Linked DNA regions of Homo sapiens: region 2 is linked to region 1. The links are chromatin loops, found by intact Hi-C in ENCODE. Cell type or tissue: tibial artery. All regions are shown on one strand.

The links. Hi-C counts contacts between places; a loop is a spot of excess contacts. Peaks named below come from ENCODE experiments on the same cell type or tissue, not always from the same donor. Only the 100,000 strongest peaks of a DNase experiment are listed, where the experiment ranks them.
Region 2: a loop joins it to region 1, with 11 times the contacts of the local background. A loop is called at or near these places in 88 of 110 quality-filtered maps.

Annotation. Positions count from the first base shown.
Region 1 is chr14:29,999,016-30,007,015 of GRCh38, reverse strand. No RefSeq gene overlaps it. Among named protein-coding and RNA genes, the nearest start is that of PRKD1, 75 kb to the right of the region's middle. In tibial artery, a CTCF peak has its summit at 1,720 (motif pointing right); no DNase peak of the experiment used is centred here.
Region 2 is chr14:29,548,688-29,556,687 of GRCh38, reverse strand. No RefSeq gene overlaps it. Among named protein-coding and RNA genes, the nearest start is that of PRKD1, 380 kb to the left of the region's middle. In tibial artery, a CTCF peak has its summit at 7,672 (motif pointing left); a DNase peak (open chromatin) is centred at 3,558.

The DNA.
Region 1 (8,000 bases):
TCCAAGGCCTTGTCTTTCGATCCATCATGTTCATTCAACTCCCTTCAATAGCAAGACTGACTAATACTCCTCCCAACTCCCAACTCAAGCTGACAAAGTGTCAGCATCCATTTACTAATCTGTCTTTCCATTTTCTCCTTGCTTTTAGCCCCAGGGGATTTTACATACTTCTTTGTGAGTTTGGCTATGCGTTTTAAACAATGCTCATTATGTTTTTATCCCATACTTACAGGTGTTTACAGTAGGATTTTCAGGGTCTTCAATCTGTCATATTGCTAGACATAGACTTTCTACTGTGTCATCACTTAGCCTTAGAAATATCTGGCTGCCACTTGTCTTTCTAACTTTCTCTCTAATCCCAGACACCTTTGCCTTTATGTGTTCTCTCCAGTATGCTTAAGTAAAGGGAGGCCTAATTTAAGTCTGAGACCCTGACGCGGAGAATGATCTCCTTGTTTGAATTTCAAAGAATGCCAAGGACACCTCTGGCAAATGTCTTCATACTTCCTCCCCTACTTTCCCTTCTCTCACATGACAATTGCTCAAGGGCATGCCTATTTTAATTTCAAGTCCGATATATATTTTATAATTACATTCAAGGCAATCATCAGTTTACTAATCTTTCAATTTTCTACAAGGTAGTAGATATAGCAAGTGACTAGAGTAAAACAACCTGGATTATAGTTTAAGCTCTGCCACTAAATTGCATGACCTTGAGTTAAATTATTCTACCTCTTAGTGCCACTATTAATCTTTATCCATATGAAACCCTCACACTGTAAATGAGTATGATCATGTCATTCTAGAGCTTACTTCTAAGAATTTATTCTAGTTACCAGAAAGTACAGAATGATTAAAAGCTAAAAGATTTTATGTTTTTAAGTTTATCTAATCATAATTTTTAAAGTCATTCATAAAAGATGAATTAAGTAACCCTTAGTATTTGTTTTCTTTTTTGTTTGTTTGTTTTCTTTAACTCAGGAAAAAAAAAGAGCCATTAGATAGATTTAAATTATTTAGGATAAGAAAATGTACCGACATTATTTGAATAGGAAAAGTCTAGGAAACTGGAATTGTAGGTGTCTAGGTTATATGAACATCTGGAGTTAACTATTCTAACCCAGAGCATAGTTGAAAGAATTAAATATAGTCACAAAGCATGTATTTCAAGAACTAACTATGGTGTTTCATTCTTTGCAGTACTTCAACATTTCAGCTAGTCTCCGCTTATGCTGTCTTCTCCTGCATGTACACTTACCCTTATTCTCACAATCCAGATGAGCCCGGAAATATTAAACAGAAGTTACTAGAGAAGATCTCAGAAGCCTGGCTACCCTAGATGCTAAGAGCTACTTGCAATAGTTATAATTTATGCACGTATTTTTCCAGGGCTACAGCGCTGTCTTTAGTAAGAATGCTGGGAAGGACATTTGTTAGTCTCTGCTCCTGGCCTTCTAGTAACCATAACATTTCAAAAGTGAACCACTCTTTATACTTCGCCTACTGAAATTTAAATGGATCCATTTTGTACTTTAACCAGTGATTAATGAGATAATTTTATCTTTAATTTTCTTTAGCAGCAATAAAGGACCTCACAGCCTGTGATACAATTTCCTCAATAGCACTGATAGCATTTTCTAGACTCTCTGGAGGCCTTAAGTTGCTAGTAGGGAAATGTACCTCCCATAGACTTCCAGTAGATGGCAGGTACAGCACTTCAAACCTCTCATAACATGAAAATACCCGACATTTCAACACATAAAAATACTGTTACCGTGTTTTAAATCTCAAGTGCCGTGGAAAAGAGTGACTAAAACTTTTGTTTACAGATCTAGTATCATATTACCATATAAGTATCTTCTTATTTTTGCCTTCTACTAAAAATACAAATGCAACAAATGAAAATATATCTTTATCAGGGAATGCCTGCAATTCCAGATTGCAAATTAAGCATTTAAATGTTGAATAATATAATCACCATGTTATAGATGTTAATTAAAGTGCTTAGTGAACAAAGATACATTTAGCAATTTTTAAATATAAATTTTTGAAGATGAGAAACTATTGTTTTATAGCAATTATTGTTTAATAGGCTTCCGTTTACATTTTATTTATTCTTTTTTTACAGATTCATAGATGGTGGGAGTACAAATGTAGATAGATATATACATACAAGCATAAATTTCTTAATCTGTTTCTTTGTTTTCTTTGAATAATTAATCCCATAGTGTTTCCTACAATTTACTATAGAAATACATTTCTACAGTGGATTTGGAAAGAAATGCCTCTGTGTGATCTATGGTAAGAAACAAAGAGGAATGTATAGGCAGGCCTCTTATAAATAGGAAATAAGCTCTTAGCCCATACATCAACTGAATAGCAAGACAGATGTTTGTTCTGAGATGAATGACTGTAAAAGCTGCAAAATATTCCATTACACATTCTTGTACATGCTTTCATTAAAAATATGTTCAAGTGAAACACATCTAAAATATCTAGACCTTTCAGCAATATTTTATTAACTCAGTAAAATCCTTTCAAAGGATTTAAAAATAGTTTTAGTTTCAACATATATTTTGACTGTCTTGTAAATCTGTCATATCTGTGTTATGCAGAAGTTGTTCACTGTGACTGGTATGACTGAGACTCAGCCAAAGTTATATCTACGTTACTTAAGATTATTTACTTGGTTTTCCCAATTTTAATACTACATATTTTAATTATTTTATTTATCTTCCCCCTTAAATCGTGAGCAGAGTTTTCTTATTAAGTTGTTTTATTCATTACTGAATCCACAGGGTTTACAATAATGCCTGGCACTTAGTGGGTACTCAGGAAATAAGTGTTAGGTGAATGAATGAATTTATTTGTAAGATGGAGCCTCAGGATAAAAGAAAATAACAAACAGTAGTCACTCAATAGATGTTTCCAGTTCCCTTTTTCTCTCTCTTCTGTCAACTGTAGCACACTAGAAACCTTGGGGTCATCCTTGACTCTTTTACTTTCCTTCATCACACCAGATTAGATCATCATTTTCAAATCTTGGCCCCTCACAGTGCGATCCACAGACTAGCAGCATAGGTATTAGCTAGGAGATGGTTAGAAATTCAGATTTTCAGGCCTCAGTCTGGAACTACTGAATAAAAGTTTGCATTTTGAGAAGATCCCCAGGTGACTCTTGCATACAGTAATTTTGAGAAGCACTGATTCAAGTTACTATGTTTTTCCTTCCACATGTCCTATTTTTCACCTCACTCTAATAACTGTAAGAAATAAACTATCTTCCAAATTAGTACACTTGCCTCTAAACTATACAACATACCACAGCGAGATTCAACTTTTTAAACACAGATTTGGTCACTTTACACTACTACTCAAGTGTCTGCAACTCCTCTTTTACTTGATTACAGAAAGTGCAAATAATCCCTCATTTTGGAATTCAAGCCTCTCCGTCATCTGACTCCACCCTCCCAACCCAATCTCATCTTTCATCTCAAATTTCATCTTTAGTTATAGTCTTGCAAATACTACTGTCATTCTTGGCTACTTTATCTCTTAATCTAGAACACACTTCACTTTTTATTTAACTAAATGCTACTCATCATTCAAGGTTTAACATAAAAGATTATTCCTCCAATCTCTTCCTTCACTGCTAGAGCCCACACAGATTTCTCCATTTTCTACTGCACATAATTATGTCCCAAAATACTCATTATGGAATATGCTGCATTGTTGTGCAGAGTTTTGTCATAAACATAAGCCTTGTTTTCCCAATAAGATTTTAAGTTAATCCAAAGCAAAATTTTATCTTTTTATCTCTTTGGTATCTCTCGTAAGTCGTTCAGAAATTTAAGTAAATTCTTAGGTTGCATGTTGAACTAATCTACTGTGGACTCTCTGGGTTGCCAGTAACAACAACAACAAAAAAAAAAGCCAGCTAGCTTAAGCATAAAGCACTGTTTCAAGAATCAAAGGTCAGAAGTGCAGTATGGCCTTGAGAGGTACCAGAACTAGAGCACGGGATGCTGTCCAGAATTATTTCTCACTCAGACCCCTTTTCTTTTCACCTCGTTTTCTATTAGCTTGCTGCAAATGTGAGTGCAGTTCTTGCCATTAAAAGTAATGCAAAAACTGCACTTACGCTTACACCAACCTGATAATTTCCACACATTCGCTTTACTCTCATTTCTGTGTAATAGCTGTCTCTACATCTCTGCTCCATGTAAAGGAAGATCATGCCCACCAGAGGCTTTGAGCCTACATATTTTAAGAATAGTTGGCCAGGCACGGTGGCTCACGCCTGTAATCCTAGCACTTTGGGAGGTCGAGGTGGGTGGATCTTTTGAGCCCAGGAGTTCGAGACCATCCTGGGGAACATGGTGAAACCTCATCTCTACTAAAAATGCAAAAATTAGCTGGGCATGGTGGTGCATGCCTATGGTCCCAGCTACTCAGGAAGCGGAAGTGAGAGGACTACTTGAGCCCAGTCGGTCGAGGCTGCAGTGAGCTGAGAGTGCGCCGCTGCACTCCAACTTGGGCAACAAAGCGAGACCCTGTCTCAAAAAAAAGAAAAAAAAAATTAGTCTCTCAAAGAAATTGAGTCAGGTTCTCCTCACCCTGGTTCCAAACTCCTGATTAGACCCACCCAGTCAACCACTGACAGAGAAGGAAATGATCTCTGCCATGGCCTCATTGTTTCTGTGATGAACGATTAATAGTGGGGAAAGGGGAGTCATATGTTAGGAAGTTATTTCCAAGTAAGTACATTATAGCCAGCTAAAATAGAATCTTAGCCCATGTCTATTTAGGTAAGCAGGGAAGAAATCTTCCCCCACCCCATCACCGCCCCCCAAGCAAGTACAGAAAGTATAATTAATCCAACAGTTTAGCTGCCTCTTTTCTTAAACCTTCAATTGTTGCTTTGTTTAGCCGCCTGATAGGTAAGATAGATGTTTCACTCTCCGGTTGATCATGGTCATAACAAAAGAGAGTTCTGGGAGTCATTTTGTCACTCAGCTTTCATCCAGGAAAGGCTGCATTTTTCAAAAAGCTTTCTAGGAATACAACTCTTCAGCTCCAGGTAAGACTCTATCATACAATTCCAGTAACCCTGAATCATATACTTCTGCTACTTAGAAAAACAAAGTTGGCAGAAATAGTTCTGTTGACAAAAATGCTGTAGGAGGATTTTATATTGATTAGGACTTTGAAATAGGTGAACTCCATTGTTTCTGACTCTGTTAACATACACACAATCATACAGAGAGACTGAGATCTCAGTCTCTGAGAAACTGAAGAAAACAGTTTCTGGAAACTGAAAGAAACAAGAGGTTAACCCTAAAATGCAGAGTTCCCCATTAATCCAAAAATATAATTATTATTTGAAACTGTGGTCAAACTAATTGATAAAGTATATTTAAAACCAAACATAAAGAAACCTGAAACAACAGGCACAATGTTGTTTGTATCAATATTTGGACACCAAACATCACTTAGGATGTGCAACTCACCATTTTGATAATATTTTGGAATTATAAGCAAAATTGGTTAGTTGGTTTTAGGTTACTGAATATTTGAATAAGGTAGATTACTAAATAAAGATCAGTGATATAGGAAAATTATAGCTGTGCCACTGTAACAGATAGTATAAATGAGGCAATTCACTTGTAGCTAATGATTGGTAGTTTTCACTAGTGATACATGAATAAAGCTACCTATAAGGTTGAAGAGCAGTAGGCACTATTTGGATACTCAAAGAATGAATATCAGGGAGCATTGAGCTAATTATAAAAATATGCTCTTGAGGAAGAATCATATGTACGGTTGTTGTGTGTGTAAATTGCGTGGAATGACCAGTTACCTGGAGTTTGGTTGATTGATTATTCAATTCCTCGTTTCGCTTTGCTCACACAGTCTCAACTTTGTTTCAGTAATCAGTGCTCATAGACTAAACTAAAAAGACCTTAACATTGGCACTTGCTTAATGCTTCAGTGAAGCTCTAACGAGACTGTTACACTGGGTCTTTCTCTGGATCATTAAACAAATCATACAGCCTCTAATTCCACTTATCAGTGCAGGCAAATGAAAAATCTTGCAGACAAATGTAGAAGGGGGAAAAATGTCACTCACTGTCCTGCAAGGTGCCTTTTAGGCTTCAGTATAGTTGTGCCTTGTTCTCAGGCCATGTTCCTCACCTCTGTAAATTGTTTTTACATTTTCCCATTGTCCATAGAGACAATCCTGGGTTTTGCGATTTCCTATTCCATCTAATAGCATGTCCTCAAATTGTCATCCACTACTGCTTTCTCAACAGGTCCCTCAACATTTTTCTTCCTTCTTCCATCTTTCTGTGGAGCAAGCCATAATTACTGCATGCTATATTATATTTCTTATATTTCTACTTTATCAGTGATTTCTATGGTTCATGATATCTGTCTTTACTTGTTCTTGTACTGGCCGGCTCTCTATCCTCTGCGATCAGGAAAAAATGTGATGTTTATAATCACTTATTCAAATACTTTATTTATTGAGCTCTTACTATGTGCCTACACAAGTGCTTCAGATACAAAAGTAAATTGCATAGTCCCTATCCTCAAGATGTCCACAGTTTGATAGAGGAGACAGATGCAATCAGATAACTAAAATGCAATGAAATTAAGTGCTAGGCATTACAGGGCACTCAAAGAAAGGAAATAACCCACATTTTCCTAGAGTAAAGATAGAGGTGAGGGTCAGGAAAGACATACTGAGGGAACTAATGCCTGAGTTGAGTCTTTTCTCCCCAAATATTTTATTGCAAAAAATTTCAGACATATAGTAAAGTTGTAAAAGTTTAGCAATGTTGAATGTTCTACCATTAACATTTCACTATACTTGCTTTTTCATATCTATCCATCCTCTATGTATATATCAAATCATGTTATCTTTGATGAGTCTCAAAGTAAATTTCATCACTACACTTTTCCTAAATGTTTCAGCATGTATATCATTAACCAGAGTTCAATATTTGTGTCTAACAGCTTTTTAAATATAAAATGTATATACAACATAACACACAAACTGTAACATTTGCTGAGCCTTGACAAATACATGCACAACTGTGTAACCAAATTCCTGTCAAGATATAGAAAGTTACCATCACTTCAGCAAGATCCCTCACTCCACTTTTGTCAATCCTTACCCTGAGACAGCCACTGTTTTTTCTTCACCAAATATTAGTTTTGTCCTGTTTTAGAAGTTTGCACAAATAAAAATCATAGAATATGTTCTTTTTTGTGAGGGATAAGTTGTGTCTTAAAAGCTGACAAAGGACAAGGGACAGAGCCTTTTTGTGAGGGAGGAGGAGGAAAGTTTCATCCAATTGTACCACTCACCCACAGCCAATATAGGGCCACCTTGGTTAATTGCACAGACTAGACACAGGATTTTCTGTGAAATCCTGACTTTGAATTCTGATTACCTAGATACAAAGAATCAGTAGTCCAAATCTTTTGACTTCCTGTGATTTTTTTTTTCTTTTTCTGACTCACAGGAAACTTTTGCCCCTAGAGTCTTGGTACGACAATCTGAAATCAAGTTGCTTTTGTGTGGCTCTCTTTAAGTGTGGATTGATATAAGTATTGACCGTGTATCCCAGGCTTCCTTGGAGTCCCAAGCTCATCTCAGTTCAGCCACCTACCGGTAACACTGTTCATGCATCACAGCCCTTATGCTTTTACATGCAAAAGTACAACCAAATGCTTCTTGCCCTTAAGCAGTGTATGTAACATCCCAAAAGATAGGAATGTTACCACATGAGAAAATTCCTTAATCAGCTAAAAGAGCTTAGCAGTTATAGCTATCCAAAACAACCAATCAGATATTTTATTCTTTGGGAAACCAGGTGGCAATGAGTCAAAACACTACTTCCAAGAACTGTGTAAGAATTAAAATAAATATCCCCCCAAAAGTGGAATAAATGGCTACTTTACCACAATGCAAACACATAGCAATGTTCTCA
Region 2 (8,000 bases), 450 kb after region 1:
TTTTTCCTTTGCCTTGTCATTTATCTACGAGTTTACTGTTCCTTGTTGAATTTGCTATATAAGCTGGAATTCAAAGCCACCTCTTTGAAAACTACTCATTCTCTGGATGTCTCCTATGTATATATGAAATATACATGTTAATATACTTCTGTGTTTCTCTTATTAATCTGCCTTTTGTGATAGGAGTCCAGTCCAGCTAAGAACCGATGGGGATTATGTTTCCCCTACAGGTTTCTCAGGCGGTTGGATGTCCCTTTGGAGCACCATAGCGCTGTACTCTCAAACCTTGCAAGATAAAAAGGAATGAAGACAAAGGAGAGGGAATGGAAGGCCAGTGCAACTCAGTGAGTGTTCACTATTTCCTACTATCTCAACCCGGCCACTAACAAACAGCTCTCACTCCTTCAATTTAATCTGCTCAACTAATACCCATTAATAGTCTTTTTATTACCCATATAGTATATGAATGAATAATAAACTCAGCTAATACCTACTAATAGTTTTTTTTCACCCACATATTATATAAACACTGGTGTCTGGTTAAACATGAGAATCAACTCACTTCTCTGGAGGTTCCCTTACGTATCTAGAATTAGAGCTTAATGTAAAGTAATGTATTACTGCAAATATGCGATGTGTTTTTAGAGACAAAACTCACTCTGTGGAGACTGTGTTCCTTGTAAAATTTTTATTTATTTATTTATTTATTTATTTATTTATTTTTAAACAGACTCTCGCTCTGTTGCCCAGACTGGAGTGCAGTGGTGCAATCTCGGCTCACTGCAACCTCTACCTCCCATGTTCAAGCGATTCTCCTACCTCAGCCTCCCGAGTAGCTGGGATCACAGGTACACATCACCACGCCAGGCTAATTTTTGTATTTTTAGTAGAGACGGAGTCTCACCATATTGACCAAGCTAGTCTCAAACTCCTGACCTCAAATGTTCCACCCGCCTCGGCCTCCCAAAATGGTGAGATTACTGGCATGAGCCACCACACCCGGCCCCTTATAATAAAATTTTACAACAACATTTAATTGGAAAAACCTTATCAAAATTTGTTCAAGATTTAAAAATTCTAATTGATTCAAATCTCTGTACTGTAAAAAAAGAAAAATTATTCTCAGAATTGGGGAAAAATGGGATGTATAAATGTATCAATCTGCACTGGACAAAATACTAATAAGAGTCATAGAATACAGAAAAGAAAAATAATTCATTCATTATATATGTCATATCCTATGAACTAGTCCATTGATGTTGCTTTAGAGCCTTCAGATATCAGTTGCCTGAATCTATTCAAGTCTTTCAGTCTTCTTGAGCCACTCTATCCTGCAAAAATTAAGCACGTATCCTTTTTAAGATAGGAAACACAATGTTTCATCTAGGATTTCTTGGGGATTCTTGGGGTAGTCTTGATATTTCTCCCACTGTGACATATCTTCCTGCTTGCAAAAATAAAATTATCTCCCTTGTGTTTTCTCTAATCTATATTTACCCAAAGGGAATATATTTCCCTTCATTTCCTGACTTACCACTTCCATGAGGCATGTGCATTTTGTAAACCTTTCCTGAAGACTGGGATTCATAACAGTTTGTATCTCATAGAACTATTAAGAGGATAAAGTGAAATTATACATATAAACTGCCTATATACAATAAACATCTAATAAGTGTTAGCTGTTATTATTTGTTCAAGGATAATGATATGGGCTTATGTGACAGCACACAAAATGATATGAAATATTAGACATCCTGTTCTCTTTGAAAGGCCTTTAGCTTGTTCAATTATGGGAACTCCTCATTAGGTCAAACTTGCTTCCACAAACTTCTTATTTCTGTTTTCATCTAGCTGTCCACATCTCAATTCCCATTACTTTTCTCAGACAAAGGAACTCAGCATTTCTCTCTCTCTCTCTCTTTCTCTCTCCCTCTCTCTCTGCCTCCCTCCCTGTTTCCCTTCATCCCTCCCTTGTCTCATGGCAAACTATGTCCAATGGTACGGTAGGGAAAAAAGAGGACTGGGGTCAGAAAAGGAGTCAATAATCTCTTCATGGACCCTCTCATCTTCCTATGAAGGGAGAATCGTTCTACTACCCTAACAGCTAGGATCAGCTAGGCCAATCAATGGTGAGGTTAAAGTGATACCGAAAGTGGTAACTTTGTCTCACCTAAAACTGTTTTTAGAAATGAAACATCATTGAAAAATGGAGAGTTGAACAGAGTAGGGAATCACTCTTAGAAAACTAGTTTCAAATATTGCTACACATTTTATCTTGTAATAAGCTATAAGCAATTTGAATATGGAATAAATATTGAATTTATTTGTAATCAATTCAGTTAACATTTCATTGAAATCATTTTTTCGAAGGATATCTGATATTAACAGACTTTTAAGTAAAAAGACAATCTTTAAATATATAGCCAGACTAATTCTTCTATTTAATTTTTAGAAATTGCTTTTGTATTAATTCCCTAGGTTGCCTTAATGAATTACCACACCCTTGGTTTAAAACAACAGAGGTGCAGGGTCGGGGGTGGTGACTCACGCCTGTAATCACAGCACTTTGGGAGGCTGAGATGGGCGAATCACCTGAGGTTGGGAGTTCGAGACCAGCCTGACCAACATGGAGAAACCCTGTCTCTACTAAAAATACAAAATTAGCCAGGTGTGGTGATGCATGCCTGTAATCTCAGCTACTTGGGAGGCTGAGGCAGGAGAATCTCTTGAACCTGGAGGTGGAGGTTGCGGTGAGCCGAGATCACGCCATTGCACTCCAGCCTGGCCAACAAGAGTGAAACTCTGTCTCAAAAAAAAAAAAAAAAAAAAAAAAAAAAAAAGCATATTCTCTCACAGTTGCTTCAGGCCAGAAGTCCAAAATAAAAATGTGAGCAGGGCTGTGCTTTCTCTGACAGCTCCAGCATAGAATTATTCCTTTCTTCCTTCCTCCGTCTTCTGGTGGCTCCGAGAGCTCCTTGGCTTACGGCAGAATAACTAGAATCTCTGTTTCAGTCTTTACATGGCCTTCTTATCTGTCTCTCTTCTGTTTGTCTCTCATAAGGACATGTGCCGTTAAACACAGGGCCCACCCTGCCAGAATGGCCTTATCTTGTGACCTTTAACTAAATTACATCTGCAAAGATCATTTTGCTAAATAAGGTCACATTCACAGATTCAAGTGGTTAGGCTGTGGATACATCTTTTTTGAGAAACACAAATCAAACCACTACAGCTCAGAAAATGGATAATAAACTGAGTTGGAAAAATGAACTTTTCTAGTGAAGTTTTACTAAATTGGTGGAATTAGGGTAAGTAGAAAATAATTTTTAAAAATCTGGTTATATTTCAGTATATATAATAATTTTAACAAAGCTAACAATCTACTAAGTGAATTATAATAGTGAAATGAGAACGGTGTCCTACAAATTTGAAAGCAATCTCTTTTTTTTCTTTTTTTTTTTTCCTTAGGGATACTTTTTAGCAAATATTTTTTCTTTTTTGAGACAAGATCTCAATCTGTCACCCAGGCTGGAATGCCGTGGCGTGATCCTGGCTTACTGCAGCCTTGACCTCCTGGGTTTAAGAGATCTTCCTGCTTCAGTCTCCCAAGTAGCTGAAACTACAGGTTCATGCCATTACACCCGACTAATTTTTGTATATTTTGTACAGTTGGGGTTTTGCCAAGTTGGCCAGGCTGATCTCGAACTCCTGAGCTCAGGCAGTCTGCCTGCCTTGGCCTCCCAAAGTGTTATGATTACAGGTATGGGCCACTGTGTCTGGCCGCAAAAACTTTCATCACAGGTAAAATCAATTAGAGTTGAAACCTTTTGAATAAAATAATCACAAATAAGTTTAGTTTTAATTATAAAATATAATGCATATATTTTAAAATTAAATGAGAAAGTCCATAGTTAAGTAATTAAAACTCACCTGAATTCATTTGGAGAATTGCTCATTTCAACACAAATTTCTATAGGTTAATATTATTTCCTATACTGGCAGAAGTTCCCATTTTGATGAGATTAAGAGGGGATAAGAGAACATTAAGTTCTTAAATCTTGACTTACAATATCACAGATATATCAGAATATCAGTAATTTCACAGTGTTGGCTAATTAAACTAAAATTGATTGCCTTTTATATTATAACATAATTCACACAAGCAACTTGAAGTCTTTCAATGCCTACATATGTAAGTTAAGTTTTGGTCTAAAGAATTCTCAGCCACTCTCAGAGTAAATCAGTAGACGATCATAATGTGCTTTTAATTATATCCATTAATATTCATTTGGAAAAAGTATATCATAGTTTCTATTTCAAGAACAAAAGCTGGAACATTAAATCTTGCTTTTGTTTAGAACATTCAGTTGAAGATTAATCTTTTCAAGACCTTTTCTCTGAGGAGATCATTGTGCTTTAATAATTCTGTTACTGAAATGTAACAGATTTGCTCTATTGAATTATGGACCAGTTCTCTAGGGAGTGTCCTATTTAGACCAAAGGTGAGTGATTTTAACTTGGTTTAATAATTTGCTTCATCATTTTCCTGAGACTACATGAGCATGGGGAATTAACCAAAGGATATGATCGAAACAATAACCAACATGGAGTGTCCATGGTTTAATAGCCACAGGCAAAATCACGGGACCCCCAGTCCTGACATCCACCCATCAATAATGTGTGCATGCTTTTATTTAACTCTTACTATGTGCCAGCCACTGTCAGCACCCTACATGCATTAAGTGTTGCAATATTCATAACAGCTCTATCATTTTCATGTCCATTTTATAGATGGGAAAACTGAGTAGAGAGAATAAATAACGTACAGTGAGAAAGTGACAATGCCAACGAGCTGGTTTGGATTCAGGCTCCTTTCAATCCGTTTATGAAATCTCAGAAGGTTTCTCACGTTACCTCCTCAAAAGTCAGACTTGCTTTTTAGGAGCCTCCTGGGGTCTGTCTCTGTGGAGGCCCCCTAAAGGAGACCTCCTGGAGTCTCTGGGACTCTGTGTAGTCTCCCTCATGGAGACTAGGAGGCTGCATTTTGTCAGTGTTCCCGGCGTGGCTACTTCTCCTGTTGTCTTGAGACAGAGGCAGTCAAGGTGGGACTTCTGCTTTACCCCAGCGTCCTTGGCCACTAGCAGAATACCTTCTCCTCATTCCAGTTACATTCACTTACTGAGACATAGTGTATCTTGTGCTCTAGTTTCTACCCAGCTTTTGTTGTATAACGTTTTCCTTTGGCCCCACAAGTGCTCTTAGACCCATCACTCCGGGAATAAAGGACAGTCAGTCACAATGGAGATAACAGGGGGGCAGTAAATAGTGTAGTGAAGTGTGGGGGAGTGAGAGGAAGGGTGGGATGGTGGAGTGAGACGTAGAGAAGTCAGGGTGAAAGTGGAGCAAGATTAATTATATAATGTGCTCCTCAGTGTGCTAGCTGCTTCACACAGGTAACTAATTTAACCCTAACATTCTGTGAAATAGCTATGCTACATCAGTGGGTATAAATGAAATCACCAAGATCACCTAATAAAGCTAGAAAAAGGCATAGCAAAGTTCCTGACAATTTTATGGGTCTGGCTGAATTCTGTAAGTTCAGAATTTGAATATATAAAAACAACAACATATTGCTCTGATAAAGTGATCCATAGACTATCTGTTTAGGAAGAATGGTGTGAGAAACATTAAATAAAAATGAAGATAATTATAATACCATGTGCCAAGTGCAATTATGCTATTGGGTTAGGTCTAGGTGTGAAGGTTGACTGAGCTTTCTTTGTTGGGGGGATAAAGCAGATCACATTTAACAGTTTTATTCTAACATTGCTTTTTACTTAATATTACATCACAAACATTTTCCATGAAAGTATTTATTTGAAAATGCCATTTACATAGCTGCGAAAACTTCTCTCTCTCTCTCTCTTTTTTTGAGACAGTGTCACCTGGCTCTGTTGCTCAGGCTGGAGTGCTGTGGTGGAATCTCGGCTCACTACACTCTCCGCCTCCTGGGTCCAAGTGATTCTCCTGCCTCGGCCTCCCAAGTAGCTGGGATTACAGGCATGCGCCGCCACACCTGGGTAATTTTTTGTATTTTTAGTAGAGACAGGGTTTCACCATGTTGGTGAGGCTAGTCTCAAGCTCCCAATCTCAAGTGATCGGCCCGCCTTGGCCTCCCAAAGTGCTAGGATTACAGGCATGAGCCACCATGCCTGGCCACTGCAAAACATTCTTAGAGTTTTAAGTTTTCTGTTTTTTTCTATTATAAATAATATTTACAAAATGTTAGATCAACTTTTTCACGACTTCATTTTTAGAAATGGAGTTGACAAATACAGGAATATGAATTTTCTAAGGTATTTAATACATTATGCCAAAAGCTTCCAGAAAGTATGTCAATTTACAACCCCAGGAGTAGTAGCCGGATAACAAAAAGTAGCATAGGCCAAGCCAAAGAAGGGTGGGAGAATATGGTTAAGTTTGGGGAAAGGGAATGGAGAAGTAGAGACCAAAGAAGTGGGTAGGATCCAGATGATGAAGGGTGCAGAGAAACAAGAGAATAGATACTAAGCAGTCCCAGGTTTCAGCCTTGGGTTAACAGGAGGGAAATCGGATGAAAGGAGGAGGTCTTTTGGGAGAAAAACAATGAGCTCAGTTTTGAATATATTAATTATAAATTATGTATGGCACATCCAAATGGATATTTTAGATTTTCTTATCTAGGACTCAAGAGGTCAGGCCTTCAGATGTAGATTATTAAATATTAGATTGAAAACTGGCCAGGCACAGTGGCTCACACCTGTAATCCCAGCACTTTGGGAGGCCAAAGCGGGTGGATCATTTGAGGTCAGGAGTTCTAGACCAGCCTGACCAACATGGTGAAACCCTGTCTCTACTAAAAATACAAAAAAAAAAATTAGCTGGGCATGGTGGTGCACGCCTGTAGTCCCAGCTACTTGGGAGGCTGAGGCAGGAGAATGGCATGAACCCGGGAGGCAGAGGTTGCAGTGAGCTGAAATCATGCCACTTCACTCCAGCCTGGGTGACAGAGCAAGACTCCATCTCAAAAAAGAAAAAAAGAAAACTAATTGATCTCTCAAACTACATTATAGGGAAAATAAAAGATCACAGAGTGTTGGAAACAACAATATTAAGAAGAAGTCTTATAATCTAGCTGCTCCAAACTAAAAATTTTTGAAATATAAATAGCTGTAATTTTGTGATAACTAGTACTAATCATATAATCACATAATGGTTCTGAATTTGTAGAGCAATAACTCCCATTTTCCGATTGACTCGTGTATACATATCAAATGAATTTAAAACGCTGTGAAAGACACCCAATAATTTTGATTTTAAAATATATATTTGGGATTTAAGAAATTCAATTTTGCTCTAAAACAGAAAAATTTATAATAAATTAGAATAGTAACATGATACATCATTTCAAGTACTAGGAATTTGGGGTAATTACCAATTTTTGAGAAATTAGTATAATTTTGCTATTCTCTAGCCAGCAGACAATCATAAAAAAGCTCCCCCCTCCCTCCCCAGCCCCACCCGCTTGCTACAAGACACTTTCTCTTCTGGAAGAGCCCATCTGAATGATGTAGATTTGTATACTTTGCCACCTTGTGGTCATTTTAGTTATTTGCATGACTCCATCTGTGTTGTGGCCTAAAGATGTTCCTGTTAAAATGGCTCCATGTTCTTATATACAGTATTTAATTAACAACAATACCAGCAAAACTATATTAGAATAAACTTGAACAACAGTGACAAAAAGTTGATGATGGCCAAGATGAATGCCTATCTGATGGCTTTATTATGGGCTGATGTATCTGCTTGACACCCTTTTCTGAACCGTTCTTAAGTATTTTTTCCACATATTGCTATAGTCATTATTTTGACACTGAATAAATGTCAGTAACAATAAGAAAAAGGCATAATCTCCTTTTGAAATTCACTAAGGTTTTTTTTTTTCACTACAGGTTTTAAAT